Linked DNA regions of Homo sapiens: region 1 is linked to region 2. A link is an interaction called in ENCODE POLR2A ChIA-PET data of the cell type or tissue named here. Cell type or tissue: OCI-LY7. All regions are shown on one strand.

Region 1 (2,500 bases), 150 kb before region 2:
TAAGCTTTAGGAGATATGTATTCTTTGACAGATTTTAAGGGTTATGGAAATCAAAACAAGTTTGGTAAGTGGCTATAGTAGATTGCCAAAATTTTCACAAATTATTCCCTTCCTTAACAGCTACGTCCTTTGCAATATAGCTTTGCAATTTCTCCCATCAACAGGTGGAGTTGGTCTTGTGCCTTCTTTGGCCAATGGAATGTGACAAAGCAGCATTGCAGTTCAAGCCTAGGCTTTAAGAGACCTTTTGGGATTTCCTAATTGCTACAAAAAAAACCTGACACCAGGTGAGTAAACCCAGGGTAGCCTACTGGGGGATGAGAGACCACCTGGGACAAAGATGAACCATCCCAGGTAAGCTTTGTACCCCAACCACCACGACACACCAGCCAGGCTCCAGCTGACCTAGCACCTTCTCACACCTGAGCCCAGCTCAAATCGCCAAACCACAAATTCTTCCAAAATGGGATGTTGATTTACACCAGGGGTATCCTATCTTTTGGCTTCCCTGGACCACAAGGGAAGAATTGCCTTTGGCCACACATAAAATACACTAAGGATAGCTGATGAGCTTTAAAAAAATTGCAAAAAAAATCTCATAATGTTTTAAGAAAGTTTGCAAATTTGTGTTGGGCCACATCCAAAGCCATGCTGGGCTGCATGTGGTCCCGTAGGCCATGGGTTGGACAAGCTTGATTTATGCCATTGAGCTTTGTAGTGCTTTAATAGCTAAAACTAATTGATATAGTCACCTATATCAGGAAATACTCAAAATACACCCCAACCATATGCTGTATGTAGACCTTTTTGGAGGCTGATTGAAACCAAACCAACTTCTTAAGATAACTGAGGAAATTTAAAATGGTATGAGTATTAGACAATATTGAGGAATTATTGCCCCTTTTGTGAGATGTGGTAATGATATTGTACTTATGTTTTTAAAAAGTCCTCATCTGTTAGGGACATACAAAATTTATACATGCATATATGAAATAAATATGTACCTACACACATACATAAACACATACACGCTGAAATATTTAGGGGTGAAATAACTTTATGCTTGGAATTTGCTTTAAAATACTCCAGCAATTAAAAAAAAAAAGAGCAGGAAGCAGGGCATAGAAGAGAGGAAAATAGGCGAAATGTAACGGTGATAATGTTAGAAGGTTGACAATGGCTGCATGGCAGTTTGCCATGATATTTTCTCTACTTTTGTGTATGTTTGAAATTTTCCAAAATAACTTTTCATGTTTTTGCCTTCAAAGAGGTTCTTAAGATTATTTCTGAGGCTTTCCCAAATACCTGGAAAGAAAACAATCATTAAATGGAAACACCGCGTAATACTATCATTGGCCTGATGGTTCAAATAACCAATACATTTCATAGCGCCACTGTGGAAGTGGGAGGAATCAAGTAGTGACAGTAGAGATTAGATTAGCTGGAAGTCATAGTAAAAGTCAAACCCAAAGCATGCTTAATGGAAATTACAAAATTAGTAAGACAACAACAAGGAACCTGGCTAGTCTCATTTTAAGTCCAGTATTTTTCCGCTGTAATGCTGCCACTCCCTCACGTTGATTACATTCAAGTGGCCAAATGTTATAAGCAGGACTCTTCTGGTTGCCGGTGACAGAAGCGCAACTTAAATTGCCTTTAGCAATAAAAGGTTAATTTTTAGATTGATCAGTTAAGGTATTAATCGACAGTTGCTTAAACAGTTACCCCCCAGATCTCAGCATCTTAACACAATAAACATTTCTTTTTAGCTCTTGCCACTGATCTATGGTGGCATACCTGCCCAGATGGCTGCAGGATGCACTCTTCTCCAAGCCTTCAGCCTCCTAGCCAATGGGTAGGGAAAGGAAATGAATGATCCCTCATGGGATGTGATCATGGGCTTCGGCCACATAAGGTGAGAACTCACAGGCCACACCTAACTACAAGAGTCTGAGAACTGTGGTCTAGCTGTGTGCATAAAAGGAAGAAAAAAATGGATTTTGACAAACACACTGCAATTTCTGCCATGGCTAGACTTTCTGCTGGAGAAGGCTGCAATGGTACATCTTGCACAGCGGGATCCAGGGTTACACCATCATGTGAGATCTCTTTCACATTCTTTCTTCCTCTCTCTTTTCTCTATTATGTTCTGCCTCAGCTCTGCCTCATTCTGTCTGCTGGCTTTTCCCGCCCTCAACTGAAGAATCTTTAGGCATCCATACTGTTTGGAAACATGGCTAGTGTGCATTATGTAAATACTGGTTTTTCCTGCATATCACAGTATTCAGTTTTAGCCATTCATTGAAATATCACAGTTTCCAGTGGAGTCACATAAGGAAGAAATTGCAAAGGTGGTAAAATAAATACTGACATTTAGGAAAAGCTGGAATAACACCTTCCCTTTTCCCTTTTCTTCTTTTTCTTTCTTCTTTTTTTTTTTTTTTTTTTTATACAGAGTCTTGCTTTGTTGCCCAGGCTGGAGTGCAGTGGCACAATCTCG
Region 2 (2,500 bases):
CGGTGGCTCACACCTATAATCCCAGCACTTTGGGAGGCCAAGGTGGGTGAATCACCTGAAGTCGGAGTTTGAGACCAGCCTGACCAACATGGTGAAACCCTGTCTCTACTAAAAATACAAAATTAGCCAGGCACGGTGGCACATGCTTGTAATCCCAGCTACTTGGGAGGCTGAGGCAGGAGAATTGCTTGAACCCGGCAGGTGGAGGTTTCAGTGAGCCAAGATTACACCATTGCGCTCCAACCTGGGTAACAAGAGCAAAAAACTCCATCTAAAAAAAAAAAAGACCAATAACTAATATTACTCCCTGAATAACAAGTAAATTTTAAAAATTTCTACCAGTAAAAGCTAAGAAAAATCTACCAGCAACATTCACCGTGACCCTAAAGTAGGATGCTTCTATTCTACCAGAGTATCGCTTCTGTATTCCCTCCAGCTCCTCACTTCCTCCTATTACCAAGAAAGGAGTAACTCTTATAACTGAGGTAGAATATACAGTGTTCTTTTCCTGTTTCCAAGTGGCAAGTACATTTGGGTCATGGTCCAGTCTACCTACTAAAAACAAATGTGGTGGTCTGCCCCATCCAATCACCAACACTTGAAGGGATGGGGCAACAATTCAAAAGTTAGGAGGAAACATTACTGCTCTACACCAAGGTCTAGGCTAGGGGAGAAGGACAATATCAGGAAACCAACCACACCTGCACACTAGTAGAAATTTATCAAAAACAAAGCTGTTATTTTTATCTCCATCTATGTGACCCCCACTTTTACTACTCAACTGGAACTCATGGAGAAATTAAGGGGGATAAGCAAGTCTATCACAAGATTATACAAAACTGGGTATCATCTTTACATGTTTGCAATTTATTTATCTACCAAAGCACTAGGTGATAGTATGAAATTGCATCTGTTTCCCTACCTGCTGTTTATCTTGTAATGCATTTTGAGCTGTGTCCAAATGATTCTGAAGATCAGCTCTTTGAGCAGTTTTTGCTGCTTCTGCTGATAGTAATAGTTCGGTTTTGGCTTTAATCTGTAACAGCATTTACAAATTATTTAATTTATATTTAGTTCTTGATTTCCTCTTGCTTGAACGCACACTCCTTTTGTGACTAAACAAACTATTTAAAAATTAAGTCCTTGGCAAAAACATATGGATTTATATATTGAAAAATATGTATGTGAAAATCGCCAAAATAGGAATGATAGGGGAGAAGACTCCTAATAATGCTGGATAAATAATAAAAAGATATCCTCATGTGATTCCAAAACACTTTAGTATTCCTTTGCTAAGAAAGAAAAGGTACACTTTTTTTCCAAAAAAGGCCACTGTATTTTCAGAAGTGAGTATCTGAAAGTCTACCACTATTATGATAAAGTAAATAACCATGCCCCAAAAAATGATTACTCCGAAGATAATCAAGAATTACAGAATTCAATGACTCAAAACAGCCAGACAACTGGCACTTTGTAAAATTCAGTATTCCCTGATAACTTCTCACTTAAAGGGTTTTATTTTTGAAGCTCACAGTCAAAATATTAAATATTAAAAATTCAAGGCTGCCAATAAAATCAAACAAGCAAAAAGATCTATCTTGTTATCAAAAGTAACACCTTTAAGTGTTGGAATACCTTTAGTACAACTCACCTCGAATACGAAAAGCAAAAAATAGGCCAAGTGCGGTGGCTCACACCTGTAATCCCAGCACTTTGGGAGGCCAAGGCAGGCAGATCACAAGGTCAAGCGATCGAGACTATCCTGGCCAATGTGGTGAAACCCCATCTCTACTAAAAATACAAAAATTAGCTGGGCATGGTGGCATGCACCTGTAGTCACAGCTACTCAGGAGGCTGAGGCAGAAGAATCACTTGAACCTGGGAGGTGGAGGCTGCAGTGAGCTGAGATCGCGCCACTGCACTCCAGCCTGGCGACAGAGCAAGACTCTGTCTCAGAAAAAAAGAAAGAAAGAAAGAAAAGCAAAAAAGAAAATATATATGTAAAAACATGTATTTAAAATTAACATATTTTGAGAAAACAGTAAAAATGGGGGGTGCATTCTTTTAGCTGGTTGAAGAGAGGATCAATGAACATAAGAAATCTAAGATTTACATTGTATGGATAATTACAAGCTGAAGGAAAAATTCAAATAATTTTTTCTCAATATCAAAATACTTAATTTTCACAGAAATAATAGTTACATCAAGGTATATACATTTACATTGATTTAAAGGTGAAAACTAAAGAAATCTTCCCTTTAAACAACACATAGTAAATCTATACTGATGAATATATAGCATAGACTACAAATATATTTTTGCAGAAGTCAGCTTTATTTACATACGGCATTTCATCTATCTGAGGAACCAAAAACTCATGAAATATTTTAACATATGATAATCACTCATGATCTTTTTTATACAGCATGCTTCAACTAATGTAATATATGTATATTCCAAAATCATGTAGCATATAAAGAAAGTTTGGGGGAAATTAAGT

The links. ChIA-PET counts read pairs that join two places held together with the same protein. Peaks named below come from ENCODE experiments on the same cell type or tissue, not always from the same donor. Only the 100,000 strongest peaks of a DNase experiment are listed, where the experiment ranks them.
Region 1: POLR2A ChIA-PET joins it to region 2 with 11 read pairs; 2 of 35 experiments call an interaction of 5 or more read pairs at or near these places.

Annotation. Positions count from the first base shown.
Region 1 is chr12:92,660,034-92,662,533 of GRCh38, forward strand. No RefSeq gene overlaps it. Among named protein-coding and RNA genes, the nearest start is that of PLEKHG7, 42 kb to the right of the region's middle. In OCI-LY7, no CTCF peak of the experiment used is centred here; no DNase peak of the experiment used is centred here.
Region 2 is chr12:92,812,058-92,814,557 of GRCh38, forward strand. It overlaps EEA1 (early endosome antigen 1), which reads right to left. Exons shown (of 29, transcript NM_003566.4): 16 at 923-1,036. Among named protein-coding and RNA genes, the nearest start is that of PLEKHG7, 110 kb to the left of the region's middle. In OCI-LY7, no CTCF peak of the experiment used is centred here; no DNase peak of the experiment used is centred here; H3K27ac peaks cover 383 bases.